Regions from separate parts of the Mus musculus genome. Here regions 1, 2 and 4 are each linked to region 3. The links are chromatin loops, found by intact Hi-C in ENCODE. Cell type or tissue: left cerebral cortex. All regions are shown on one strand. Each heading gives the region's core, and the rest is flanking DNA. Links, peaks and the distances in the headings are about the cores only.

What was found. A loop is a pair of places that touch in the nucleus more often than their neighbours do. Peaks named below come from ENCODE experiments on the same cell type or tissue, not always from the same donor. Only the 100,000 strongest peaks of a DNase experiment are listed, where the experiment ranks them.
Region 1: it touches region 3 in a loop (3.0-fold over the local background); 2 of 42 quality-filtered maps call a loop at or near these places.
Region 2: it touches region 3 in a loop (9-fold over the local background); 3 of 42 quality-filtered maps call a loop at or near these places.
Region 4: a loop joins it to region 3, with 2.6 times the contacts of the local background. A loop is called at or near these places in 2 of 42 quality-filtered maps.

What each region holds. Positions count from the first base shown.
Region 1 is chr7:122,466,184-122,474,455 of GRCm38, reverse strand. All of the region lies in intron 5 of Prkcb (protein kinase C, beta), which reads right to left. Among named protein-coding and RNA genes, the nearest start is that of Gm51497, 170 kb to the right of the region's middle. In left cerebral cortex, for the core only: a CTCF peak has its summit at 3,654 (motif pointing left); DNase peaks (open chromatin) are centred at 3,654 and 6,406.
Region 2 is chr7:122,664,554-122,672,822 of GRCm38, reverse strand. Cacng3 (calcium channel, voltage-dependent, gamma subunit 3) reads right to left here and starts at 1,079. Exons shown (of 4, transcript NM_019430.2): 1 at 839-1,079. The coding sequence starts at 1,049. In left cerebral cortex, for the core only: CTCF peaks have their summits at 2,027, 2,236 and 4,717 (motif pointing right); DNase peaks (open chromatin) are centred at 1,695, 2,669, 2,878, 4,727 and 1 more place; H3K4me3 peaks cover 2,386 bases; H3K27ac peaks cover 2,790 bases.
Region 3 is chr7:122,728,062-122,733,061 of GRCm38, reverse strand. The region is part of intron 1 of Cacng3 (calcium channel, voltage-dependent, gamma subunit 3); the gene reads right to left. Among named protein-coding and RNA genes, the nearest start is that of Cacng3, 59 kb to the right of the region's middle. In left cerebral cortex, for the core only: a CTCF peak has its summit at 3,122 (motif pointing right); DNase peaks (open chromatin) are centred at 3,113, 3,594, 3,935 and 4,666; H3K27ac peaks cover 2,240 bases.
Region 4 is chr7:122,575,303-122,583,574 of GRCm38, reverse strand. It overlaps Prkcb (protein kinase C, beta), which reads right to left. Exons shown (of 17, transcript NM_008855.2): 11 at 1,054-1,145. Among named protein-coding and RNA genes, the nearest start is that of Cacng3, 92 kb to the left of the region's middle. In left cerebral cortex, for the core only: no CTCF peak of the experiment used is centred there; DNase peaks (open chromatin) are centred at 3,624 and 5,853; H3K27ac peaks cover 3,211 bases.

The DNA.
Region 1 (8,272 bases), core at 1,673-6,672, 260 kb after region 3:
AGGGCTTGTCATTCCTATAATAAAATACTGACCTGAAAATGCATACCCTTCCTATGAAAATCAAGCCATCTAAACACCACCACCACCACCCAGTTGAGGGACAATCTCTATACTCCAATGTCATAATGCAGTCTGAGGATGGAGTTGTGTGAGATTTCTGAGCACTTGTAAGAAAACTCAAAGAACACAAGACCTGAGTCTTGTGACCTCGGGCTCTTCAAAACACAGAATTTTTCCTGGCACATGTTTTCATGTTCCTCCAGGTGTGGCAGTTAGGAGTGAGTTTACTTCAGCTGTTATGATTGCCTGCACGGGACAATGTGTTTGTGCCATGTGCAGCCTATCCTTGGGGCTGTGTACTTTACTTTTTAACCCTCGGAATATGAATTGTTTATTGCTCTGAATAAAGTTAGCTGTTGCATGAGACAGTCTGCCTCATTTTCAGGTCCTGCTCTCCCAGATTCATGCTGTCTGTAGTTCAGCTCACTGAAATGATTCACTCCAGCCAATCTTAACCCTATTTCTCTGACCTCACCTATTTCCTTCCACAAAAACCATCCTATAGACTCATACCCATGTGTGTGTGTGTGTGTGTGTGTGTGTGTGTGTGTGTGTTGTGATTTATAAGAGCTAGTTTTACACAGTGGGCTTCAGTCTGTAAAAGCTGATCTAGAATGTGGAAGGTGGTCATCTCTCTGTCCTAGGTAAAATCTGAACTGCTTTCTTTTGATCTGGGCTTCATGTTTGGTAGCTAGAGTGTTCTCTGGAAAGAGCGCTGGCTCAGTATGTGGGCAAGGACACTTGGCTGCTCAGGAGTGTTTGAAGTTGTAGGCTAGGGACGGACTAAGCTGAAGGAACTGAGATGCCTCATGTGGGAAGTAGGAGATCCCAAGTCACTATACGCTGTCCTGGATAGGCTAAGGAACGGAGCTAGCAAACACTTCAGGAAAGTATCCTGAATGTCTACTTAGCCACTTGCTTTCCTGGGTTCCTTGGTTTTCTGGGTTCCTGGGTTTCACTGGTTGACTTTGGCTATAGTTTTTTCTCCAATACCCTCCTCCAGACTACCCTACCCTCAGTACATTCAACTTCTACTGTATCCCCACCTCCACCCCGTTCCATTGACTCAGAGTGGCTCTTGGCTCTGAACTGTCCCAGGGTCTTCCAAGGTTCATCACCCAAGGTGGTAAGGTGTTTCCCAGGATATACTGTCTCCTGTGAGCATCACTTAATTTTAACATAAAAACCTTTTTCTCTGGATACTATTGTGAAGCTGGGACAAGTCCCTGCTAGTGTTCTCTCTGTCTCTCTGTGTATCTTTCTGTCTCTCTCTGTTTCTATGTCTCTCTGTGTGTCTCTCTCTATGTCTCTGTGTGTATATCTCTGTCTCTATGTCTCTGTGTGTCTCTGTCTCTCTCTCCTTCCTCTTCTCTCTTCCTCCTCCTCCTCCCACTTCTCCTCTTCTTCTCCCTCTCCCTTCCTCCCTCCTTCTCTCTCTTGATGTTCTCAGTTCTCGAAGGCTAAGATGTCTGAGAGCACCCAGGGAAGTGGGCAGGGGAGTGGCTGAGGACTCAAGTCCTGGAGTCATGTCTGACTCCTGGGTCTTGTATGCTAGATGGGCCACTTGACAGCTTCGTGACTCTGAACGAGGGGCTGAACTCGCCACACCACAATCATTGTGCCTGACAACTGAGTGGTCATCCTCAGAGATGTGAGGTGAGGTGGGGATTCGGTGAGACGGTCTCCTTAAAGCACCTGATATTTAGTAAGGGCCAGGAAATGGTGGCCAAATGCACCACCAGGTCGGTGTTTGAAGCAATCGGCGTAGACTGTCTCTTTGAATGTCTCTGCTCCCTAGATCTCAGCTCTCAGGTCAGGCAGAGAGAGCACTGCAGCCAGGAACAGTCGCCTAGTGTCTCACTTTCTCAAAGACTTGGCTGCAAGGTTGTAAGCTCTCCAACTATGCCAAAAAGATCGGTGCAGAAACAAGCAAGCACTACCATTTCCTCAGGGTGTGGCTCCACCTCAGCCTTTCTCTGCTGGGCCCCCAGGGACCTGGACTTCTGGCTCAGGGGAGCACAATCAGATCAGCCAGGCTGAAGAGGGAATTAAAAGGTCACTGGACAGAAGATTTAGTTAACAGAAGAGTCAGTCAGGAAGGGCCCAAGGAGATGGGTCGGTGTGGGAGTGCTTACCATGCAAGCTTGAGTCCAGATCCCGGGCCCCCGAGTGAAACCTGGAACAGTAGAGCTCTAACCCATGGTGAGTGGGTGGGGCAGATCCTGAGAACTTGCTGGAATGTTCCAGGTTCCGTGAGAAAAGGCATCCTCCACCTAACTATTTCTCAGTCCAGGGATTTACCCAGCCTCCTGGCCAGGACTCGACCCATAGAAGACATCATTTTGCAGAAGGACGGGCTGATGTGAAGATGAGGAACCCTTTCTACCTTACAGTCCTGCAAACATTGGCTCTCCCTCTCCTCCCTCTCCCTGTTTTCCTCGTCTCTAAAATGGAGTGGATGTTAATAACTACCTCAAAAGGTTACCATACATGGGAAAAGTGCATGACCAACACCAACACCGAGCGACCTGGCGTTGTCGTCAGCAAATGCTGGAGGAGACAGAGTGAACCCACCCAGACCTAAGGCCATTCTAAAGTTGGAACCACCCCTTCGTCCCCACAGTTCCTAAGGCAGCCTGGCAGAACTGTCATGGTAGACGAGCATGCAGCAAGCATTAGCCATGGCTCCCCCCAGCCCTCTAGCCCACTCCCATCCTGCCTCCTGCAGAGAGCTTCCTGGACTGTCTCCACTGCAGTGCTCTCTTCCTATCTCTTTAATAGTCCAGGATCCCACCCCAGCCACACCACAGCACCGGGCAAAGCTGGGCACTGCATCACTAGGCTTAGCCACACCCACTCCAAACAGTTTCTGTAACAATTCTTCTCCTGGCCTCTGCCTCTGTTGTTCCCCCTGCCTGTCATGTTCTTTTCTGGAAACTGCAACAAGCTCTCTTCCAAGCTTGCCACTGTAGTCTCAGACAAATGCCACCATCTCCGCTAGTGACAGGCAGGCCACGGATCACACTCCTTTACTTCCTCACAGGCTGTCTTAGGGACATGTCTTGTTTATTTTGTGTTCATCTCTCATCATTGAGAAAAATGAAGGCGTCGTGAATGTGCCTGCAGTCTTTTGCAGGAGAGCAGGGGAGGAACACAGGAGGCACCCGGCAAATATTTGCTCGTGAGAGATCTAGCTTTCAAACCGAAGCCTGCCCCTAAAGCCCAGACTCGAAACCACAATGCTTCAGCAACCCATCCATGAGAAAAGCCAGCCAGAAGCAGGAGCCTGGCCAGCTCTTTTGGACAGATGCGAGTTCCCTGCGGGAGGTAGAGACGCGGGCTAAGGGTAGAAGGCCCTGGTGATCTGGTACCAACTCAAGCCGAGAGCTCATCCTGCATGAGGAGTCTCAAGCCAAGACACAGAAGATTCAGAACAGAGCAAGAGGGGGTCCTGGCTCAAGGGGCTCTGATCTCAAATCTTCACAACACCTGAGATGCTGTGAGGGTGGAGGAACTGGTAGGCATCCTCCATACAAGACATGGGCCCCTGTGCCCAACCCACATGGGAGCAGAGCACGGGTGCCGCCTGCCCCCTAGTGGCCAATGAGGCAAACTCTTTCTGCTTCTCTTGGGGTTCTTAACCAGCCGCAGGGTGACTGGGATTTCTGAGTGCAGAAATGTGCACAGGGATTTTGTTAAAATGTAGATATCGACTTGCAGGCTTGGAGTTGAGCCTGAGATTTCTGAAGGTCTAACCAGTTCCCTGATGTTGCAGCTGGTCTACAGAGCAGCTGGGGTGTCCAGTGGTTTCTGAAACAAAAAAACGGAACTCTGAGGCATTAGGAAGTCAGACCACAGGATTGAGAATGGAAGGTACTGTCGCGGCAGGGGTTTCTTTAAGTAAAAGAATCTGGACTAGAGGTGGGATTGGGTGGAGCTTGGTGGTGATGGAGCTGCCGGAAGAAGGCCGGCCACCAGTGTGCCTAAAATCCAAAGAACAGACCCAGCTCCTGAGATAGAGAGACAGGGAGAGGCAATAGAAACTTGAAGTTCCCAGGCAGGGCATAAGCCTGGTTCTGCCAGGCCCATGCCCACCCAGCATCCTGCTCAAAGCCACCAATGTACAGTCCCTGAGTATGTCCACTCAGTTTTGATTGCTACTCTTTGGGGAGCCATTTTATTAAAAGCTTTTGTCCTATTTAAACATTTTTCCATTTTACTGTTTGTTTGGTTTTTTTTCTCAAAAGGTATAAAAGTAAGAAGGGGTAATCGTGGTGCACACCATTAATCCCGGCACTTGGGAGCTGAGGCAGAAGGATCTCTCTTGAATTCAAGGCCAGGCTGTCTACAAAGTGCGTTTCAGGACGGCTACACAGTGGGGAGACGGCTTCTCTGGGTGAGGATGCCTTCTCTACAACCCTAAGTACCTAGGTTCAAATCCCCAGCACCCATGTAAAACGTCAGGTGTACACACCTGTAACTGCAGTCGTACAGGGTGATAGAGTCAGGAGAATTGCTGGGGCTTGCTGGCTGCCAGCCCAGCTCCAAATTTAGTAACAAATCAGACCAAGAGTGATAATGTCCTCATCTTGTCACTGTGCTTGTTCATGGATGCATACACATGTGCACACACATGCACACTATACAATATACACACACATAACACATATATATGTATATCTATATACACACACACACTCATATATATATATATATATATTTACCACACATCTATATATACATATATATCCACACACTTGCACACATACACATGTACACATACATCATTTACACATGCATGCCACAATATACACATATGCATACACATAAATGCTCACATGTATTCACGTGTACAGATGTACAGATACATCATTTACATACACATACATTACACACATACACACATGTACATACATTTACAATACTTATATATACACATACAACACACACACACACACACACACACACACACACACACACACAAATGTGATATAATCCCAGTTCTTCAGGAGATGAGGCAGGGGGATCATGAGTTCAAACTCATCCTGGATAACTTTAGCCTCTATCTCAAAATTAAGTTCTCAAAGGAAGGCTCAGGTACCCAGCATTGGTCTGGCATCACAAGGCCCTAGATTCAAGCCCCAGGACACAAAAATGTAAAATGTATCTACTGCAACCAGAGGAACAAAGAGAAGAAGAGACGATGCTCTCCCCACCTCCAGCAAGGCCTCCACTCCTGATCCCCTGTGACCCCAGTATCTGCAGCCCAGCTCATGTGCTTCCTCCCCTTTAGTCCCACACTTATGAAACACACAAACACACCTTGTACACAGGGAGTATCGGCTGCAGTTGCTTATTTAGTCGATGGGAATTCATAGCAGATACTTTTATGAAACCTAACCTTCTTACATAATGGCTATGGATGTACCTCTAGGTCCAGGGGTTCTTTTCAGAGGCAGCCAAGGAGCAAATAGTCCAGGCTACACAGACCATATGAACTCTGCCATTTGATTGAAAAAGAGAAAAGCAGCCAGAGACACCATGCAAATAAATATGAGTGTGGTATAATAACATCTCATTATAGAAACAGGCTAGATTTGGCCCCAAGTCATAATTTGCCAACTTCTACAACAGATCAATAGCTGTAGCTGGGTTGGTGTTGTTTAATTATTTAGAATTTGTATTTCTTAAGTCGTATAAGTAGAAAGAAACACAACATAATTTGAAAGTATATGGCATATAATTACATGACTTAATGAATTGTATAAACTGAGCACAACTGGATAACAATTCCTGTTCAGAAAAGGACTAGCCTATTCAAAGCCGACATTTCAGCAACTGCCTAACATCCCAAAAGACGGATATGTTCTGTTCAAGCTTATTACTCTTTCCACCACAGTCGGTAAACACGCTCATTTGGTACCTGTTCCTCTGTGTGACAGTGTTTATTTTAGTTGGACAGATTCCCAAACAGGGAATTCGAGAGCCACCACACATAGGTGCATTTTAATGAACATTGCTAGGGACTCCTCCAGAGATGGTAACAAGTCAGAGTCGGGTGGTGCTTTCCTTAGTGAAGCTCCTCGGGCAGTTAGAACAGTGCTTGTGCTGTCTTCCCTCTTAGGGTTGGGGGCCTCGGGCCATTGCCTGACCTTGGCTCTTCCCCTAAAGCTCTGGGAGGACCAGGACAAGGATTGAGCAGCTCAGCTTTCTCCAATTCCTCGAGATTTTCAACAACCAACACATCCACCTACAACTTCCGGGCTAGAAAGGAAGCATGGGCTGGCCCTGGCCTGTGCCGTGTGCAGACCGCTCTATACTACTGCAGAGGTGGGAAGACCACATGACCCAGCTTCTTTATGCCAGCCAACGACACTCCACCCTGCCGGGCTCATTTCAAGAGTTGGCTCTCCAGCCAACGCACAGGAAGGTTCCGAAGAGCCTGCTTCACTGCACTGTGAGCCCTTCACACAGCAACAGCTATGAAGTATGATACAGCCTGAGGGGTTTAAGTTGTCAAGGGCTCCTTAGCTCCCAGACTCCCTAAGGGCACATGGGATAGTGAGGGCAGGACCCCCCTCGCCCCCCAACAGTGTTTAATAGATCCTCACTGATTTCTGTGACATCACACACACACAACTGTGTTTAATAGATCCGTAGTGATTTCTGTGACATCAATCAATCAGTCAGTCAATCAATCATCAATCAATCAGTCGAGGAGGAATGGATGGGGCTATGGCAGAGTCAAACGCGATTGTCAAAACTCAGATACTGGACACTGCAGATGTGTATATAGGATAATATGTAAATTCTCTTTCAAAGTTTAAAAGATAGATTCTGATTTTGAATTGTTCATATGATGGATCGTTTAGCAAGAACTGAGTGGATGTCTGTAATTTACTTTGAAGTGTGTTAAAAATAAGACAGGTGGGTGATTGGAAAGCAAGATAGACAGACACATGATCAAGGCCAGTGTGGTCCCTGGCAATGGGAGCTCTTAGAAGGCAGATGCACGAGGTCTGCTGTGAAACTGGTGGCTGAGAGAAACACTTCCTGATAAAACGTTGGGGAAAACTGAAAGCCAGGAGGTGGTCATCCCTACTCCTCACTCCTCAGAGTGTCGCCGTACAGCACATACCACACACTGACACGATAGTGCAAGCAGAGAGTCCCACGGCTGGCAACACTAAGGACACTGCACGAAACAGCCTTTAGGGTGTGTAGATAAGGTATGTGAGACATGAAAGAAGTCCACCATCTGTGTGAGTCACACCTTCAATGCATCTCACTGTGTTTCCACAGATATTCCAAAAGTGGAGAAAATCTGTCATGTAAAGGACTAAAGATTCCACACTTTTCAGATAGAGAGTGTCTGAGCATTACTCCAGGACTGGGTCCTGTCCTGCTCTGTGTGGAGCCTTCTTTCCTCTGGGCCTCAGTGAGCCCATCTGTGTGGCAATGCCCTTTCCTTACAGACAGTGACAGTGATGGGGTGTGTAGACTTCATCCTCAGTACGCATGCCTTTGTGTGTGTGTGTGTGTGTGTGTGTGTTTACATTTCGGGGGAGGGGAGGGGAGAGGGGACTGAGCTCAGAGTCTCACAAATACCAGGCAATTTTCTACTACTGAATTATTTCCCCAGCCCTCTTTCTGGATTATTTTTTTATTACACTAATTGATTAGGCATATGTGAGTGTATGTGTGTGTGTCCACACATATGCGCACATGCACAGGAGAAGTTGCGGTCAGTTCTCTCCTTCCGTCATGAAGATCCCAGGGATAGAACACTGAGTCAAGCTTTCCACGAAAGAACCTTTGCTCAGGGGTCCATCCTGCCATGTGTGCAAGCCCCTCCCCCACCGCACCCTAAGCCCCCTTTTTTTCTTTCTATTTTGAGACATGTTCTCACTGAGTGGCCCAGGCTGGCCTCGAACTCATCCTGAAGCCCAGTTAGGCCTTGAGCTTGTGACCCTCTGCCTCAGTTTCCCAAGCAGCTGGAGTTATGGAAGTGAGGCACCATGCCATGCTTAAACTGGAACATTTATTTAAAAGAGACCAAACTTCTGTGGAGGGATGGTTTTGTAGTCAGCGACTGCCCCCTTGTGGTCCTGAGCTGCCAGTTCACATCCTTTTTTTTTTTTCTTTTTCCTTTTCCTTTTCCTTTTCCTTTCCCTTTCCCTTTCCCTTTCCCTTTCCCTTTCCCTTTCCATTT
Region 2 (8,269 bases), core at 1-5,000, 60 kb after region 3:
AAGCAAGTTTAGTAGTGACATAGGCTACCTAAGAGCTCCACATTCTAAAATGGCCTGCCCACCTCATTATAATTTAGAGCAAATCCTCTAATTTTTAAAATTAGAAGCAATGAGATGCAATTCTCAGAGTCAGTCTTATCTAAATGTCAAGGAAATACATTTGCTGGTGATGGGCGTGATTTATGAATGAAGTCAGGTGGAGAGCAAACACCAAGACTTCAGTTTTATTTTGAGCCTAAATAATGAAACACTTATTCATAAAGACATTTTCTTTAGATGTGAGGGTGTGGGGATTAGGGCTTACATATTGTTCCCTAGTATAAGTTAACAAAGGGAGTTCATGACAATGTCTAGTTGGACCAAACTCAGAAGAGGCTGGTAAGCTTTTATTGATTAAAAGATAAAAAACCAGATCAGAGTGCTCCAGGTTAGATCAGTCCCTCAGCACCTTCCTGTCTTCTCTGCTTCCATTCCTTAATAATCCCCATTCACCAAAATGTAATTAAACAAATCCAAAGTCTCCTTCTATAGACAGAAATCCAAGCAGTGCACAACATGCTTAGAGACTCGGGATTAGAGGCTTTCTCAACTGCAGAAGGTGTTTAAGAGCGTTACAAAATCACATCACATTTGGCATAGACCAAAACCAATCAACAAGACCCAACCCTTCCATCCACACAGCACCAGGCTCCGTGGAAGCATAGTCTGGACCCTCACATATTTCCAACAACAATTAAAACTATTTTTCTTCCCCTCCATTGCCTCTATTTCCCCCCCAACACATGTCAGGACATTAGAAGCAGATCATTCAGAGCCAGTGAGAGGAATTTGTAAGTACCTTCCAAGCAGCAGGTCCTCCACAACCCGGAGTGGGTCATTACTTCTTCATTCTTCCTGCTGGTTTCATTGTCACTTGTAGATTTAGTCCTGCACACACCTCTGGAATATAGCCAGTAGTCCGTGCCCACTGCAATGGTCATTAAACTAAAAGCTGCGAAGGCTCCTACAGTAGTGATCAACATCTGGATACCTCTGTCACACATCCTCATAATTCTTCATGGTACTCTGAACGGCTGGGGGTTGGAGGGGTAGATTCAGTGACAGACGGGAGAATCACTCTGCAGCTGGGTAACCTAGGACGGCCTCTTCCAAAAATCCAGATCTCCTTTTGTCAGCATCCACGGGGACTTTGGGAAAGCTGGGATTTCCTGTCTTGGGCTCTCTCCAGTTCCCCGAGTCCTCTATGGCCCTCGGGAGGGTGCGGGCTCCAGGGGGTTGGTCCACATCACTGCCGCGGTCAGAGGATTCCTGGGTTGCTTTCATTCCTCAGGAGCTTGGTGAGGACTAGCGTTTGTGCAGGGCATGGCTTCGGAGCTTGGAGCTGCCAGCTTGGTTTGAGATGCGCCTGGTTTCTCACAGCCCCGAGAGACTCAAGGCAAAAGAAACCCAGAGAGGTCTGGTGTGTGAGCGTGTGAGCGTGTGTGCGTGTGTGCGCGCGTGTGTGTGAGTGTGTGTGTACGTGTGTATGTGTGTGTGTGCGTGTGTATGTGTGTGTGAGTGTGTGTTTGTGTGTGTGTGCGCGCGTGCGTGCGTGTGTGCGAGCGCGTGTGCTGGGGGTGAGGGCGGATGGCAAAAAATAGCTCTGCTGGGAGGCGAGTCGCTGAGAAGAGTGTTCACTGCTTCCCCAGCCTCCCAGGAAAGCTCTCCGCCTGCTCTCCACACCCCCGCGCAAACTGGAGAAAAGGGAGAGTCCTGGGGCGGGGGCCGGCCACTTGCGTCGGAGAGCTGAGGTCCGTGGTGCTGAGCGGACAGCTCCTCTCCTGTTGCCCAGCCTCCCACTTCTCAAGGCCGGGTCGTTGGAGGTCCGTGGTGCTGAAGGGACAGCTCCCCTTGCCGCTGCACCGTTCCTCGTGGTCCTAGTCTAGGAACTCCGGGTGCTGAAGGGTCCCTTCCCTAACACTCTCCTAGTGCGTTCCTAGAGCCAGCCAGCCAGCTCAGCTCTGCGTACTCAAGCCCACAACCAAGCAAAGTTTCGGGAGCCCAGGGCAATCAGCATCAGGGCTTCAGGGCACTGCAGTACGGCGGATCCGGCTCCTCAGAGGGAAGGGTTAAGGACAAGGGCCCACAGCGCACTCTGGCGCGCGCGTTATCTCAGAGCCCACCCCACGCAGCATTCTCTAATCAACCCTCCTCCTCATCCCTGAGCCCAATGAGCCAGGCAACTTTGCTCTTTGCTGCAGGAGTCCACTAGGGAGACAGAAGCCGGGAAAGATCTAATCTTTTTAAAGGGATGGGAGACTGACTGGTGGCTCACTTGGGTGGGCAAAATGTTGTCTATGTGTATTTGTCTCAATTTCATTCCTCAGAAAACAAACCAATATGTCTACCCTCCTGTCTCCGGAGCTCAGATTTACACAGGAGACAGTGTGCTTACATCAGACCCAGAACCATTCATATGTATATGTGAACATATATACCTCTAAAGGGCTGAAGGAACTAAATGTACCTAAACTGTTGTTTACATATCAGGGACCTTGGATGAAGGGATGTAAAGGTTTGATTTCTGAATACACTTCTTAAATATTTTCACACTTTTACATTTGAGGGGGTGGTGAATTCAGGATGAGAGAGCATTGAAAACGTCAGCTTCTCTCCAAAGGCCCTGGTGCTGTTCATTTGTTAACATCTTCTAAGTCAGACCAGGATGCAGGTGTAATTAGGTCTGGGCTCCTTGCTTGCCCAAAGCACAAATGTCATCACACACCTGTGAGTTCTTTCCCTCAGAAATAGCAAATGCTGAAAAGAACTGGCACAGACCAGCTTCCCGGTTCCATATGTTCTAGCATATAGATAAGGACACACACTAAGTTGACTTCAGGCATTCCACCGAATTGCTCTGACCAATTATTTTCTTGTGGGCTGACAGGTAGTAACACCCATTTGGATGCTTGGAATTGAGGCTGCATGCGCTATTTCTACAACCCATGAGATGTGCCCACAACCAGCTGTCATAGTTGAGTGTTATTTAACTGGACAAACATATAATGGAAGGGGATCACAGACATCTCCATTCCCCAGGATGCCATTTCTGGCTGTATGAGAGCTTCTATTCAGGTAACTGAGTAGGGGCAATATACTGAAGAAGTCTCAGACTTGGCTCACAACCTTTTTGTTACTTTGATATTTTTATTTTTATGTTAATGTCATTTGAAGATTTGGTTCTTGGTGTTATATATACATATGCGTGCACATATAGGCTTATTTGTATAGTTGTGTTTATGTCTAAATGAGTACTATGGTCAATTTTGTCATGATTTCTGAATGCCTATGAATTTGTTGCAGACATAAAGTAGATATGTGAGTATATGTGTACACACACATGGTGCAGTTTGTAGGGTCATGTGATCGTGCTTTATATAAATACACAGCTGTATGTATGTATGTATGTGTGTGTGTGCGAATATGCAGGTACAGTGTGGATTTGTCTGTTTATATGCATTGAGTTGTATATATGTATGTCACATTTATACTGACAATTTAACATATAACAAAATGAAATGCATTTTTAGGGCCAAAACCATAACTAACAAGACTAGAAACACATGGAAGGCAATGGGGGAAAGATACATGAGCCTTCCTGTAAGGAGCAGGAAGAACAGTTCAAGGCCATCCTAGGTTTTCTAACAAGTTTGAGACCAGCCTAAACTACATTAAGACCATTTCAAAAAAAAAAAAAAAAGAAGAAAGAAAGAAAGAAAGAAAGAGAAAGGAAGTTAGCAATCACTATTATTTGTATTAACAACAAAAATAATAGTGATCAAGAATGTCAATACTAATGTATAGAAAGAAAATATCTAATAAAAATAAATAAAATAAGAAAAAAAGAATGTCAATACTAATAACTGAGAAACAGATTTTCTGTATAAGAAAAAAATACCATGCCTAGAATGCCGGGATTACAGGTATAGCTTTCACACACAGCTTGATTGATAACTATCAATTTAAAAGGCCACATAGTTACATGAAGGTGAAGTTGGTCTTTCCTGGGAGGTTTTATAAGATAGGAGGATATTTTCTTCTCACTCTCAGAAGTTTAAATAATATGAAGTAATTAATAACAATCAAACAGACCTTCCTTGATCTGTTTTATTCTTCTCTCACTCCAGCAGAGGTGGGAAAGGTGCACTCTGTAGCAAGGCAGTGATGGTGGGAGGGCTTTGGCCTTAGGGATAGTGCACTCCATGACTCCATTCACCAGACGCACAGCAAAGCAACGGTAGCCCCAGATCCACATCCTCAGATTTGTAACAGAAAGCCACACATACTGGGTGTCTAGCTGATAGAACCAAGTACCCAGGTAGACTACTGAGAAGAACAGCCAAGTGCTCATGTGGACAAGGAAAACAATCATACTCAGAAAGCAGAAGAGAAATGGCTGCAATGCCCAAGAATAGAGCTTTGTGCTATAGCTTGATGACATTAGATCATCCTTGGTAACCTTTGTGCAAAGCCAAAGCTAATTTGAATGTGAGGGCATTTGGAACATGTCAGAGCATCTGACTGAAGTGAGAGCCAGAGGCAGGGAGCCCATCACTTAGATCCTAACAACTTCTCCTGGTTTACTAGCGGGGAGGACCTCAGTCTTTTATTCAGTAACACCTGTAGGTGTGCACATGGGTGTGTGGAATCTGCTGCTGGGCCGAGAGAGAATCGCACATTCTCACCACTAGAGGGCTCTTTCATCGCAATTCAAAGCATCCTCTTAAGGAAATGGAGCCAGAGGCTTCCTCCCTGTTTGCCAATGATCCTTTCTGACCCTGCTCATCTGGCAGGAGACTCAGAAGGCATTCTGACAGCTTTAAACCTGTGCGTCTTTCTCTTATTGAGACTTTTTTCTTCCACTGAACTCTTAGCTTGCCATTAACAGCCATAGTATATTTATTTGTGCCTTTTTTCATCTGTTAGGGTTCCACTTATAAAAGTATTGTTAACAGCTAATTCAATTGCATAATTTTTTTGAGTGCCCACCATGTATAAGCCAGCCAGCTCTGCACTTGGGACAATGACGTAAGTCTCATTCTCCAAGGAGCAGGAGAAGCTATATCATCGAGCACGTTTTATCTGCAAGCGCCAGAAACTCACTGGAGCTCACTTGAGAAAATGGGGAGTGTAGCATAGAAATATGGAGGATGTTTTGAGGAACCCAAAGCCAAAAATGAAATTAGAATTGAAATCAGACTCGGAATCTTGAAGTAAAAGCCACTGAGATCCTTGATGGCTCCTGTGTTTCTCAGCTGTGCCTCCTTTTAAGTTCGTAGAAGAAAAAAAAAGGTTTTATCTTCTGTGTTGCACTCTCACTGTTAATAACACCTGACCTAAGCAGCTAGCAGGATGGAGGTGGTGGTGTGTGATCTACTGGCTCCTGGATTCAGAGGTCTCAATCCATAATTCAGAGAGAGCCTGCTAGATCAGGGCAGCTCACACTATGGAAGACAAAAGGCAGAGAGGGAGGGAGGGAGCAGGAAGAAAGAGCTTATCCAAGAGGGAAGAAAGGAAGAGATGAGGAAGAGTGAAGGGGGGAGGGTGAGTGCCCTCAGCCTATGGACTGCCTGAGAGCGAATCTTCCCCTTTAGGTTAATGTCTCTGGAAATGACCTCACTGATAAACCCAGTTATGGGGTTTACGAATCTCCCAGGTGCTTCTCTAGTTAATCAATTTGATAATCAAGCTCAACTCTCACATCTTCTTTATTATTTGATCTTCAAGATGGGAGTTAGATTGAGCTCCAACTTAGAATACCCAGAATTGACAACCTAACTGGTTGAGCTTGTGTTGTGATATTAAACTGTTACCAATCAAATGAGCTCAGAGGGAGGGGATCCTATGATACAGTCTGGCTAAGAGGACCATGCCCTGTGAGCTGGGGAAGGGAGGTAGCACACAGTATCCCAACACTACAGATAGAAGCCAAGACACATAGATTTGGCTCAAGGAAGCAGATATAGAATTTAAGCATCTTGTAAAAATAGCAAATGGGTTCTAGAGAGATGGCTCAGCAGTTAAGAGCACTGGCTGCTCTTCCAAGGTTCAATTCTCTGCAAACCCAAATGGCAGTTCACAACCATCTGTACTCCACTCCCAGGGAATCTGATGCTCTCTCTTCTGGCCTCTATGGCCACCAGGCATGCACATGGTACATAGACATACATGCAGGTAAAACACCCATACACATTAAATGAGTAAGTAAGTAAATATTTAAATGTCAAAGATAGAATTGACATTATTCAATTACTATATCTAAAGCAGAAGAGGGGGTAGGGTGGAGTAAGTTAAAAGACAAACTGAGTGCCCGGGTGCAGAAAGACAAGAGGGTCTAGGGTAGCTGGAATTTTATCTCAGCTCTTTCTATCCTACTTGGTTTAAAATCTTATGCAAGCATATTTTGGTAAGTGTTCAAAGTTAATTAAAAACTAAATGCAAACAAGAAGCAGCAAGCCACCAGTCCACTGTTCTCAGCCACCTCTTGATTTATCAGCACAGAAATGTCAACTGTTTGGGTAAGCTATTCCTAATGCCTGGGCTTCTTCTCTCTGCAATATCCTATTCACCAAAATTTTTCAGGGTGTGTGTAGTGCTGCCCACCTAGATGGTTCAACAGTTAAAGGTACTTGCTGCCAAGTCTGATGACCCGAGTTTGGTCTCTGGGACTCACATGGAAGAGAGAAAGATCATCCTGCAAGTTGCCTTCTTATTTCCACATCCACGTCTTGGTAGGCATGTGCCGGATGTACATATACACATAAGTAAATAAACATAATAAAAAGTAAGTTTTAATTTACAGAAATTAAAATAAATACCCCGTGATGAGCTCAAAAGAATGTCACAATCTCAGAGCATCCTTCCCTAATGGTGCTGTCTAACGTATCACCCAATATTTCTCTCTCCCCTCTCACTCTGGGGTGTGTTTCGTCACAGCATCTATCATTCCTGAGCACACAAACACTCAGATGCACAGATGTGTGATTTTGCTTGCCCACATCTTCCCGATGAGGATGTTGCTTCCTCTTGTTTACATCTACATTTCCTGGCCTCAGACTGTTGCCCCGGATTTTGTAACTACTCAAAGAGCATTTGTTTAATCTATTATTTGAGTTAAGTAATGATTAAGCTTTACACCTGCAACAGGCACCGTTGACTCAAGCAACAGGCATCTTATTCTTGATCACCTGGAAATTCAGTCTAAAGGAGTGAACAGTAATAACTAGGAAAATAAGAGCACTTGTAGCAGATGTGGTTGGCTGGATGCCCTTTACCAAACTGGTATGTTTATGTAATCCTCACCCTGAGCCACAAACCACAGATGCATCTCTGGGGACAACTCTTTTAGCTTATGGAAGCTGCCTTGCCTAAGGACTGGCATGTCCCTCAGGGGCAGCCTGCAACCTGAGGGCAGTAAATTCAGGAATGTAAAGCCATCTTGCCAGAAGAAGAAACTGTATGTTCCATGGTCATTCATGGATCATGCTAAGATTTAGATGTCACCAAGACCACATCCTTGTTTGCCTTTGACTACTTTTCCTGTGGTTCTTAGGCTCTAGAGTACATCAAATCACCTACCGTGGGGCTGGGGATGTAAGCTCAGTTGGTATACTGCTTGCCTAGTGTGTAGGAAGCCCTGGGTTCAATTCCCAACATCCCATGAGCCTGGCACGATGCTGCACACATGTAATCCAGCACTCTGGTGGTAGAGGAAGGAAGATTAGAAGTTCAAAATCATCCTCAGCTATCCAGTTAAAGGCCAACCTGGATGCATGAGACCCTCTCTCAAAACAAACTGTTCTTTTTTTTTTTCTTTTTCATTTTGTCACTTTGCACAAATCTAGAGTTATCGGGAAAGAGGAACTTTACTGTGAATCCTCCCATCGGGTTGGGCTGTAAACAAGCCAGTGGAGGCATTTTCCTGATTAATGATTGTAAGTGAGAAGGTTCAGCTCACTATGGGTAGTGCCACCCTTGGGCAGGTCCTGCTTGGGCACCCTTGGGCAGGTCCTGGGTTGCATAAGAAGCAGACTGAGCAAGAGGAATGGAAACCCTTCCTTCCCTGTGGTGGTTTGAGAGAGAATGGCCCCATGAGCTCATATATTTGAAAGTTTGGTTCCCAGTTGCTGGACTGTTTCGGGAGGATTAGGAGATATGGTCTTATTGGAGGAGATAGGTCACTGGAGGTGTGCTTTGAGTATATCATACCAACCCCTGCCTTGTCCTCTCT
Region 3 (5,000 bases), core at 1-5,000:
TGTGTCCAGGACCTGTTGCTTACTGCTGCACATGTTTATGAGGCTGCTCAGACCTCCCTGCTTAAAGAATGAGCACTTGCACACTTTGCTTAAGATGAACACATTGTCACTTTTTAATAACAGCTCCAAGGGATTGGAGAGATGGCTTAGTGGTTAAGAGCACTGACTGCTCTTCCAGAGGTCTGGGTTCAATTCCCAGCAACCACATGGTGGCTCACAACTACATGTGAACTCCAGATCCAGGGAATCCTATGCACTCTTCTGGTCTCCACAGGCATGAGGTATGCATGTGGTTCACAGACATACATGCAGGTAAAACACTGGTACAATAACTATGGCTCTATATGGAAGTCCCATACAGAAGTTCCATTTGCCAGTCAAGAAAAAATTGTGCATAATGCAGTTTATGAGACTGGCATTCTCAGGAACTGGGCAGTGTACTGCCCTTCCTGAGCAATCGCCGTGCTATGATGGATACTCACTGGGGTATGTTAGATGTAGACATGTCCCAGTGTGCTTAAGAGGCAGAATGTGTCCTTTCCATGGTAGTTATCCCTGTTGATTGTGGAGGTGCAGAATGTAAGAATGGCAGATTTGTGGGGATTTTGCTCTTTTTTTACGTGATATTTTTTTAAAGTGGACTATAATGTTATAGATGCATTTACCTTTGAAGACAGTCTTCATTGTATTTTTCAAACTTAAAAATCTTCAAAAGCCAGAGATAGTGCATAAGAAAATGTTTAGCTAGCCCTGGTGGGGCACACCTATTATCCCAGCACAGATAGAGGCAGGTGGATCTCTGTGAGTTCTAAGAACAGCATGGTCTACATAATGAGACAAAAGTCTTGCTAAGAACTTATCTGATTAGGGTTTATATAATCAATAAAATCCATCCACAAGGGAGAAAGGGGCTGTAGAGAGCCTAGTGCTAGGTAAGGAGGGAGCAGGTGAGCAGGACAAAGGTAACACATTTTGAAGAAGCTCCTTTTGTGTCCTGGGGTGACCAGGATGCGCTGAGGTACATATGACATCACATTGCTTTTCTTGGCTCTGGCTGGACAGTGCCCCTTAGGAGCACCATAAACACTGTTATTTCTGCCTTACCTTGTATTGCTAATGTGAGAGCATCCAAGCAGCGAGTGGGTCTTCAACAGGGTATGGGTGGGATGGGGATGCTAGATGTGAGATGCCGGCCACCACTATACTTCCTTTCCACCTGCCTGGCTTCTGCAACTTCCCGTATGGTACCATCTGAGAAAACTTGACCTATATGATGGCCAATTGCCAACTTGGTGGACTTTTGAATAATCACAAAAACAAACCCCCAGGCATGTCTGTGAGGGGCTATCGAGAGTAGGTTAATGATATGGGATGACTCATGTAAGTTTGGTTGGTTTTATTCTGAGGAGTGGAGTCCCACATGGAAGGACAAGAAGAGCCAAACAGTAGTCTTCGTTGTTTCTGAATGTGAGTGCACTGTGACCTTCTGCCTCGAGCCCCCAGGTCATGACCTCCCACCATAATGGAGGTCTTATATTCTTCTAAAAATTGTGAGGAATCCTATTCCTTTCTCCGTGTATTTATGGTGTGTGTTTTTAGTGTTTATCTTCATTTCCCTTTAAGTCAACTCAATTTCTGTTTTAACTTAAATTTATTTCCAATGGAAACTTTATATCGCAACTGTAAATGGAAAGCCAGTACCTGCAGCCATAAATAGAAGGCTACTGTAAAAATAAACACAATAAAATCAAAACCATATTATGAAATTCTGGCTCATTGCTGTGAATTGAAAAGGAAATATCTTGCTCACTGTGTGATGTGATGTTATTTAATGGCAGGCTGGGAGGCTGAGCATGAGCCGCAGCGGATGCTACAGCAGCTACGCGGTTGGGTAGCTTGCCTGGTGGAAGGAGGGTGCTGGTTAGTTTTCAAATCTCATCAATCTAGGGTGCAGGACAGCGACTTTCCATGCATCATCTGGCTTCCCCCACATGGTTAGGACAGATGGCCTATGTCCAAAGTCACCCACACTCCCTTGATCCTTAGCCCCTCCACATTCTTCTCATGTCCTCCCCAGCTCCCAACAGGGAATCTCTCCCTGAACTATAAGATCCTTGGGCCAGTGTTTCTGGGATACTTGCCCTTCAGGATGCTATGATGTAGCCAGGAACTATGAGCCTGGCAATTAGTGTTGGCAGGAGGGACCACAGAGTACTGTGGTCTGGGTGGGAAGAAGAACATCAGAGGCCAGGTACTGAGTGGGAAGGATGACATCAGAGGTCAAGTACTGAGTGGGAAGGGGAATCTCAGAGGCTGGGTACTGAGTGGGAGGGGGCACCTCAGAGGCTGGATACTGAGTGGGAAGGGGGACCTCAAAGGCCAGGTACTTAGCAGAAAGCTGATATTGGTTCATTTGATCATTAAAAATACAACTAAGTATTAATGATGAGTGTTTGTTGCATACTGAGTGCTACACCAGACTCTAGCAAAACAGAGGGTATAAGAGAAAGGACAACATTGTCCCTGCATGGGACAGGTCCTGTGAGGAAGCCAACAAAGGGTCAAGACAGCCAGTGACAATAGGAGGACGCAGAAGACTTTCAGAAAAGGGCATTTTGGCTGAGACCTGATGCTGAACATGAGCAACTACACTGAGAACAGGAGAGGAGGCATCCAGGCAGCCAGAGGCAGGAGTCTCACCCCAGGAGTCCTGTACTGGATTGTGTTTCTCAAACTTCTGTCGGGCAGAGTCCCTTGGGGGGTTTGTCCAGGCACAGCTTCCTGGGCCATTCCTTTAGAGATGGCATAGCTTCCTGGGCCATCCCTTTAGAGATGGGATTTAGCAGGGTTAGGGGCTGGCTGGCGGTTCTGTTCATGGTTAAGAAGCCGTGTTGCAGCCAGGACACCTTCAACAGAAGCAACTCAGATAGGTCCACCTTAGTTTCCAGCTTCCTAAACTGTGAGCTAAGTCAAACCTTTCCTGATTTATAAAGAAACCAGCCTTAGATATTTTGTTATAGCCACAGAAAATGGACAAGTACAAAAGCTGTCTGCAAGCACAGATGTCATGATTCAGGCAGACTAGTTCTGTCTCTTTAGACTTCTGTGTCTGTCCACAGGGTGGTGCCATCTCTGGTGCAAGTATGCCAGAGAAAACCTGTGATCTGAGCAGCATGCGGGGGGGAGGGGGGAGTCGGGAGGTTGGACTCCATTTTTCCAGAGCTGTGGATTTGGGCTTCAGATAGGAGTGATCCAAGCCCATGTCCTACCTGTCCTTTGTGGACATGAACTCCTTCATAGTCTCCCTCTGGCTCCTGAGCAGGAAGAGCACACCTCCATGGCTCCTCTCTAGCCACCCCAGCTCCTATCATTTATTTCCTGGATGTCCCATGGCCTTGGAGATAGTAACCTGGTTGGAAAACTTGGTGGCTCAGGAATCACCCCCATTCAACTCATCCTTCTTAGCTTTGTAACCTAGTTTTAATTTCTCAGCATCCTGAAGCCTTGTGAAAACTAGATGACACAGTTGAATTAAGTAAACCACCAGAGACAGACCATATGGACAGCAATGGGGTGATGGCTCTTTGTCGCTTAGTGGTTTACATGTGGAACTTCTCCATGCATAGGACATTCCTAGCTCCAGCCAGTGGCTGGCACCATCATGCCAGCACTCTAGACTATTCCATTGCTGCCCAATTGCATGCACAATTTTTCCTTTATATTTCACTAGTAAGGGCAGAAGAGCTCACAGAAATGAAGCCACCTAAGACAGCCCAGCAAGGCAGCTGTGCTGGAATTTGCACCAGGTTTGAAATGTGCTCTGCATCTGGAATTTGAGCTGTCTGTCTCCCTCTTCTCCACGTAGTGCACTGTGTCAGAACCTTCGTGGATGCCAGGCAAGGGAGCTGAGTCATTTGCTCCCAGGAGCTGAGGCTTGATAAGGCACCGTCTCCATCAGGAGTGCCTGTGGCTGGGGAGAGGATCTGGCCTTCGGGAGGTGGAGTGGAGTTGCAGGTGTCTCAGCGAGGAGGTTGGGAAAGCAGCCAGAGTGCAGGGAAGCCACACATGGATTGATTAGGAGATGCCTCAGTGAACAGCATGGGCCCCACGCCAAGCCAGCTCTGTGGGGGACACAGAAGGGGGGCATGACCTTCCCCCAGGATCTGTATCTCACCAGGGACAGAGATCACAGGTTCCAAAGAGGAAATCCCACGTTTGTGGGGGCAGGCAGAGAGCAGGCTGAGGTCTGGGGGCAGGGGCTGCGGCTTGGGCTGGAAGGAAAGACTGAGTAGCGCAGTTTCAAGGGTTGCCACAGACTGGGCTGGCAGGAAAAGTTCTTATGGGGGCTGGTGGAGGACATGAGACATCAAGACCATACCTGCTCTTAAGCACCTCCCAGTGGGGGTGACACTGAGGGTATTGCTACAGCCTGGCTCCCAGGACAAGTTGTGCCCAGCCTCTGGCCCCCAACTTCTTCAGTGAAACAGAGATAATCGAGTGCTTTCCCAGGCTTGCTGTAAGATGAGCTGAAATAGCATGGTGCACGCATGGAGCTCATGTATATCCATGGTATAGATAGATACATCCTTGGTTCCCACTGACTCCCCAGGAAATGTGGTGGCATTATTCTGAAAACTGGAAAAAGTCTGCAGGGGCTCTCGCCTCCTCCTCTCCCCACTGTGCCTTGCCCACTCTCCCTCATCCTCATGTCTTCCTGGGCACCCACGCAGTCAGGCAAAGGGAAAGTGAGAAATAGGATTTCTGTGAGCAAATTACCCAGGATACATAGTCTGTGTGAGGTATCCTAGGATGCGGACAGGGATGGTGGGCACAATAACGCAACGGGACAGAGTAAGGCGATGCTGTCCTGGTTGCTGAGGAAGAGTCTAGGGAAGTCCAGCATCCTTTCCTGGTGTTTGGATATTTCCTCCAAAAATAAAACGTCTGGATGTGCTGCAGTGTTTAAGATGATGCCCACAGGCGTGTGTGTTTGAATACGT
Region 4 (8,272 bases), core at 1,744-6,743, 150 kb after region 3:
TGGCAGGACCTCAGGGAGCTGTGCTCAGTCCTAATAGTATGTGTCATGAAATGATGAATCAAACCTGGGTCAACTTGATGTGAGAGAGGAAAAGAAAAACAGTCCTGTGATTCCATCGCAAAGGTTGATTGGGAAGCACGGGCTAAACAGAATGGTGTTCCTGGCTTTAGCAGGTGGGAAGACAGGAAGCAGGCTGAACGGAACAGGAACCCATTCCCCCTCCCCCCAGCTGTAGGATGGGTCCCTCCATGGGCTCTGAAGGCTCTCAAGAGAAGCAATAAAACCTAAGCAAACACCCAGGAAGGAGAATTGACGTTCGTTCCTGTGGCTTTTTCTGTGCCTGCTCACCCACGGGGTTCTAAGCAAAGGGGAAGCTCTCTGGGATTTTTATTTTACAAATGATCTCTTGCTGGTTTCTGCACTGGGGGGGGGGGGGGGGGGGGGCGGGACAGAATGAAGGAACCCACAAACCATAGCTGCAAATCATCTCAAACCCCCATCTCCCCAAGAGTCAGAGGGAAGAGGTGTAGGAAACAGATGAACAAACACAGGTGGGTCTCACCCACACAGACCCTCCCCTAGGTCTAGAATCTTGGCGGTTCCCACCCTCCGGGTCTCGTTGCCCTTGATTGTAAAGCTTGGGTGAGATTCTCTCCCTCACCGTACCGCTCAGGATGAAATGAGATGGTGTTTGTTCAGTACTCGAGGGTCTGGCACAAAGAACGCTCTCAATAAATATTAGCAAATGAACAGACAAAAAACCTGCAAAGACATTCCCCAAGGAAGTTATAAGACCTTTCTCAGGATGGAGGGGCAAAAAAAAATTAGAGATTATGAAACAGTCATTGGTCTAGAGCTATGAGTTCTTAGCTGGCCTTCAGGAACATAAAGAAACATCTCAAAGCGAGCAGAATACAGTTGTCCTTGGCCAAATAACGCTCACAAAGAAGAAGCCTGGGATGTTGGGGTAAAAAAAATCCCTAGTAGGCTAAAACTTAAAGGAAATGACAATCATTTATCCCAAGGAAAGGGCACAAAGAGGGTCTGTCTTACACAGCATGGGGCTCCTTGAAACGGCCAACTTGTTGGATGTGGTACATGAGGTCACCCCCGTTCACATACTCCATCACAAAGTACAGGCGGTCCTGAGGAAAGAGAGCAAACACCAAAGTCAGCACCCCATACTTTCTCAGGACCCAAACGGGGAGCAGGGAGTAGCTGGGACTTATGATGAGAGCTACCAGAACTCCGGAGTGTTCTTTCAGGCAGGGCCCAGCACCCACTAAGGGTGACCTCTGAGCCACTGTAAGCATGCAGGCTAGCACAGGTAGAATGAGAACACTTTTAATTAATAACTACAAATTGAAATTCATTTGTGCTGGAAAATATAATTAACACATGGATCTTACTACTTAATTGATATTATTACCTAGTTCAGGGTTTGCTGGAACAAAAAGTAATAAATATTGGGTATATAATTTTACAGTAATAGATATTTGTGGGAGCCGGTCTTCAGGTTGGCTCTCCAGTGATTTCACCTCCTAATGTGCATGCTGTCCTGGACTGTCTTCCCTCAATGACTGGGCTAATTTGTGTAACCAATAGGATGCATGACTTTGGGGTAAGGTCACAAAAGACTTTATGGCTTCCATTGTGCACCTTCTTGGATTATGTCTTCTACGGCAGCCGTGATGTGCAGACACTCAACCAGCACTATGCAGAGACCTACTGACAAGAACTCAAAGCTTCTATCCACAGCCAGCACCAACACCCTAGTCATATTACCGAATCACCTTCCTCGTCTCAACCTTCAGAGGACTGAAGTGGTCGCCACTGGCCACTTGACTGTCACTTCTTTTGAGACCAGAAATTAGACTTTTAAGGAGATGTGCTAGCCTAAATCCCTGACAGAAGCTGTAAAGTGATCAATGTTTACTGTTGCTTTAAGCCACAGAGTTTTGAGGTGACAGACAACTAACCTGGTGGCTACCAAAATCCATCAGTTAGCAGAGTTTCTAAAGCAACAGCCTAGAAAGACAATGCTGTACTTTGGGCTTGGAATATTTCCCCAGATATTCACGTCTGGAAGGCTTGAGCCCTGACCGTGGTAGTTAACTTTCTTGACACTGTGGCTAAAAACCTAAGATTGCAACTTAAAGGGAGGACAAGTCTATTTTAGCCAGAGCTCTTAGGACTCAATCACTTCCCACAGGGCCATCAGCTAGGAGTCAAGGCCCCAGTATATAACCCCATGAGAATGCATCATATTCAAACCAAAACCATTCAGCAGCGTCCAGAGGTGGGACTTGAGGAAGTGACTGGGTCATGAGGATTCTGGGCTCATTAATGGGTTAACTCTTATGAGTTCATAACTTACTAAGCTACTGGGAGACTTTAGGAAACTTTAGGAGACAGTAGCTACTGGAGGAGTAGGTCACTGGTAGATGATCTTAAAGGGGGTATTTTGTCCCTAGCCTCCCACCCTTCCTCTGCTCTATCCCAGCATTCCACCATTGTGTTCCTCCTCGATGAGAGTAATGGTGGGTAGGCTCACCATAGACTGAAACCCATGAAGCCATGAGCCAATGGACCTTTCTTCTCTTTAAATTGGTTCTCTCAGACATTTTGTTATAGCAAATGTTGGCATGCACACAGGCATAATTCAGGAATTTTCATTGCAAATCCAGAAGATTGCCCCAAATCCCTCAAGACTGAAATTTAAAAGCAAGGGGAGAGAAATCATAACCTCTCTATCAGAAGAAATGATGCTCTAAAGGGACACCTATACCTTTCCCTTCAGCTCTCAGAATGTAAAGACAATGGACCCCAAAGAATTAAAATTTCCCCAGAATTCCCATACTAAGAGGAGACAGAAGAACTGGTGCCAGCCTATCCAGAGGGAGCATGTGCCTTGCAGGAAGAGATTACGCACAGCCAGACTACCCTGCAGGACAGAGCAGAGCTAAGATCATGTGAAGGGCAGGACCATGGCTTGACCAGGGCAGCTTCGTTATCCATATGTCTCTCCCTCTATCTAAAGCCAAGCCACACCATAACCCCCAAGGCAGACTCATAGTTTGCTTTTTTCCAAAGTAGCCATATTGAATAATCTAATCTCCCTTCTCGGACTGCTTTATGTAGCCTTGAGGATCATGTTTTTATACATAACAACAAGAACCTAAAACAAGGACATATGCAGAAGTGAAGCAACTGGGGCCTGGAAAAAAACTGTATCTCAACCTAGGGGACTTTGTACATGTTTCTCAAGGCATGCTGTGAGCTCTTTCAGGTCAGGGGCTGGGTAAGCCTGTTCCTGGCACTTGAGCAACACAAGAGGTGCCCAGAGAGTGAGAGAACACATGCTTAGATGCAAAAGAGACCTTTTTTAGGAGTGCAGCTCTGGCTCTTAATAGCTGGGCATATTTGACGTGTTGATATCTGGGTTTCCTCATTTGAACAGTGGAGGGAATCAGATCCAGGGTGCTGTCCATAAGGCTAATGAGGCAGAAGGTATCATGGTCTTGGAGAGATGCCTACCTGAGATTTGGCATCTTTCCTTCTGTCAAAGGGTTTTGCTAAATGAATAAGCAACACCCCCTCCCCTTAGCTCTGCCTGGGTTAGAGCGTTTCTTTAGTCTGCTTTCTTTTAGCTTACCATGGCAGGGCTTGCACTATTTGCAGGAAACTAAAATCCCCCTCATGTTCTAAGCCTAAAAAAAATGTTTCCTCTAAATTATCCCACCCAATCTAAGTCAGGTCTGCTTGTTATGTTCTCCTGTAAAACCGCGGATGACCCTCTGATGGCATCATAGTTTGTAATTACTTAGTCAACCCGATGGCAGTTTATCTCAGCTGTTTATCCATTTGTTCTTTAAATAAAGAACTATTTACAGAGCCTTACTAGGTACCAGGTTACAGGTGCAGGAGAAATCAGTGAACAAAGTCAACAAAACTCCCTGGCATCTATGTTTCAACTCAGTGGAGACACACTGCTAAAGATAAAACTAGCGGTTACAAAGTGTCAAAAGGTAGCCAGTGCTATGTAAAAAAATCCAGGTTAAAGAGACTGGGGTGCCGGTGAATGAGACAGGGAAGAAGGCTGCCAACTGCAGGAAAATGGTCGGAATAAATCACTGAGGAGACACTTGAGCAAACCCACATAGAGCAGGCATGGATCTGGTAGAGGAAAGAGCCCAGCAAAGGCCATGGGTAGAGTTTATCTACTATAACTTAGGATGCACCAGGTACCGGTGATTGTGCCGAACAGAGAAGAAAGGAGACAGGGTGAGAGAAGAGACCAGATCAAGTGAGGGGATCTGTACATGGGAAAATGCAAAGATTTGGGGCCTTCATTTTGTGAGCGATGGTCTAGAGATGGATATAGTACTTACTGAATGTCTTCCATCTCTGGCCAAAACAATTGATTAATGTAAATTAATGATCGAATAGATAAACGGCACAGGAATCCTTGGGTACCCAACACACCATCCTGAGTTCAAAGGTTGGAAAACAAATGGTGTCTTAGAAGTTTCTCTGGGGATAGGCCTCAAGATCACTCTATGTCCCTGGGCCTGTGTCCTCTGTGTATGGTGAAGACAGTAGAGCCAACCATCTCTAACAGAGTGGCTCCTGTCAGACACACATTGCTGAGTGCTGTGACTATGTCCCGGATAAGGGGCATCACTCGGCTTCTCAAGCCAGGCCAATGCTGTATCTCACTCTAATAGGCACCATATGAACTTGGTGGGTCATAGCCATTTTTTAAAGAGAAAATTTAAGCAAGAATTAGAACGGAATGGTACTTAAGAATGGAACAGAAAGGGTCAGAGTCCCATGTCTAGAGCCCTGAGTATGTTTTTGTAAACTGTGGGTTGGGTTATTTAATGTGTTGGTAATGCTGAGGTGTGATGTAAAAGTCGGCTTTACGTGTAAAGTTGCAAAGCCTACTGGAAAGGTTAGCGCAGAAACTGCAGGGCAGAGATCCCAGACCCATAATGAACACAGTGTTGGAATACCACTCTGCCACTTACTGGCTATGCTACTGCCATGCGATTATTTAACCTCTCTGATCTCCAGTTTTCTCTTCACTTATACAGTGGCTACTCCTCACCTACGGCATGTACATACTGCCTAAGAGAATTCTGGCCATAGAACAAATGTTTAATCCATCATTTAAAGAAAAAAAAATTCCTTCCAGTGCATAGGCATTTATATTACTTTATATAAAAGGTAACATGTGTGGTCAAGTGTGAATTTTGATAGTTGTAACACAGACAATGATGACACGAAGCCACCATCACCAAACACTTGATGTTTACCTGAGTTAAGGGACCTGGCGAAGCATCGCTCAGCTGCTAAGTGGCAGAGCCAGGATTTGAACCGAGAAGGATCAGTTCTAGGGTCAACACTTGCAGCCTCTCACTATGCTGCCCCCAGTGAGTACAAGCAGCGGGGAAAAGTTCTGGGAAGGATATATGGATGCATTCTTCCTCCCATCGAAGCCTCTAGCCCATCAGTGCTCTGTTCCCTGCATCCAGCTGGAGCTGCAGGTTTACAGTAAGCAGCGCAAGTCAACCAATTATATATATATATATATATATATATATATATTCGTTCTTTCTCAAATCAATACTACTTCCTCTTTCTAACAACCTAATGAGAGGCAGAGAGGGAAATGGGGTGGTGGAATATGAAGTTAGCACAAAGGTTGCACCAAAGATGGTGGCACAAAGCAGACAGTACACCAGAACCCAACGACACTCAGCCCCTGGTTCTTGGTGGTGGTGGTGGGGGGGTGATAGAAAACAAGCCCAAAATAGCATCTGTCTTTGCTGCACACTGAAGAGAACCAAAACACTCGCTTTTAAAAATTATTTTTAAAACAGCAGATGGCATTGGCCACAGAGGGAGAAGTAAGGAGAGATTTTACTTGCTTCATTTCTGGCTGGATTAGCTTAACTTGCTAATCTCCCTCTCCCCAGACCCGACAGTCAGAATCCCAGTACCATGACGGCCCCATTCAGGCTGAAGCTATATGGTCTGTTTCCACTGCTAACTACGTGGGAGAACCTTGACACCAGCCATCTCTGAACCCTACCTGACAAGCTTTGGCTGGCCAGTGTCTTGGTTATGAAAAGCTATGACTGGTATCTTGCTGTCCTTTAGCCTCTGGACACCTAATGATGCCAACGCTGTGTCAGATGCCTCTCCACTGTCAGCCAAGCTGCCGGGAGGGACCCACAGTGCCAGTGTGAGGCACCGCCAGACACCTTTCCAAATGGCACTGTTTCTCAAAGAAGGGTAGCAGATAGTCCTAGGTAATCATAGGTGTACACGTCTAACTTCTTATAATTTGTGTTTGTGGAGCTTGGAAATACAGTCAAATATAGGAAGCTTCTTACATCATGGGTGTTATTGCTGAAGAGGAAGACTAAGGCACACGGAGTCATACGAGATAGGAAGCCATGGGTGAGACCAGCTCATGTCTGAAGATGATGAAGAAGAGGGAGCTTTAGCCCGTCTCTTCCCCCCTCCCCCACCCCCGGGTGAATTCAAGCTCTCCAGTAAGCTTTACTCCTCTCTTAAAATACACTCAGGGTAGAGTGGTATCGGGGGGCATCCTCTCCTCTGAGGAGAAGGGGAGGGAGAAGGGGCCAGGGATTTGCAAGGACAGGACTGGGGGAAGGGAGACAGGGCATTGTGATTGGGATGTAAAGTGAAAAATGAATTATGGAAAGAAATATTGTTAAACGTAAGCAGCTTTTCAAAGATCTATCCTTCCTCACCTTAAAAAAAATAGTCTTAGAAATTCAGTTTATGGGGTTTTTGTCATTGCTGTCATTTGGTTGGCTATCCGGCTTGCTTTTTGTTTATTCGTTTAGTTGGTTGGTTTTTGTCCTTTGTTTTTTTCTGACTATGGTGAGACAGGCCTGTAATGAAGCACGTGAGCAGCTGAGGCAGAAAGACCATAAGACCATCTCGTACTATATAGCAAGACTAAAATAAGTACATAAGTTGAAATTCACTTTAAAAACTGAAACGTAATTGCTTAAATATGTTAAATCTTCATAACTGGAAAGGCACTGTCCTTGTAAAAACTATAAACTCAGTCTGGACTCTGCTATTTACATTCTATATCCAATTTGACTTTGGTGCATCAATATTTTAAAGAATTTATTTTATATATCAAAAACAAACACCATTTGTCCATGTCACAAAGTTCATATCCTGCAGTAGCCAGGAATGACAAAGTTTGGAAAGTCCAACTGGGGGCCAACCAGAGCCAACCTTGAGTAGAGGCAAACTTGAGAGCTTCCTCTGAACATATGTTTGTGTGTGTGTGTGTGTGTGTGTGTGTGTGTGTGTCTGTGTGTGTGTGTGTGTATGCATGCATATGTGCGTGTATGTGTGTATGTATGTGTGTACGTGTGTATTAGTCATTACAGAGGCCAAAATAAAGAGTAAGATACAGAACTTTTCCCTAGAGCATCTAAAATCTTGGTTAAAATATACATATAACTAATTCAAACCATGCTCAAAATAAATGCAATAGAAGAAATGGCATTAAGAGAGCCAGGAGCAAACCCTGGGACCTCAGTTAACTATAGGATCTCCTCCACAGCCCTGGAATTTGACCTTGTTCCCCATTCTCCTTACAAAACCATTGCCTCAGACGTTCTTTGTTCTCAAACCTGTGGTATTCGATGAGGTTTTGCCTGATGGGCTCCCCCATATAAGAATCATAGAAGTATTTACTGAGGATCACCTTCAAAATGGGTGTACCCCTCCCCCTCTAGTCACGGCCCAGGGGCTCTCTCTGGACTGACACGTGTTGCCTCCAATTTCTATCCTCCCCTCTCTCCTGAGCTCCAGCCGGCTCCAGCTGGCTCCAGCCAACTCCAGGACGTTCCTAAGTGGGCGTTCCACTGTCATCTCCAATTAAAAGCACAGAGAGGCAAACTCACCAACTCTCTCTTCAAACTAGCCAGTCTGCTCAGCCTTAAAATGCCTCTTCAAAAGTGCTGCTGCCGTGGCCTGTAAGCTGAAAGGGGCTCCTGTGCATTTTCAATTCTTTTCTTCTTCTCCCCCCGCCCCAAATTCCCTCAGTAAATTCAAAAAGCTAAAAAACAAAACAAAACAAAACAAAACTCATGTATACATGTCATGTATAATAGTTGTGCAGAATTTTCTAAATTTGGAATGCGAGTCCAGGGTGTGGTCATATAAAATGATAAGTGCACTGCCTACGCACAGTTCATCTGAGCAGAGCACA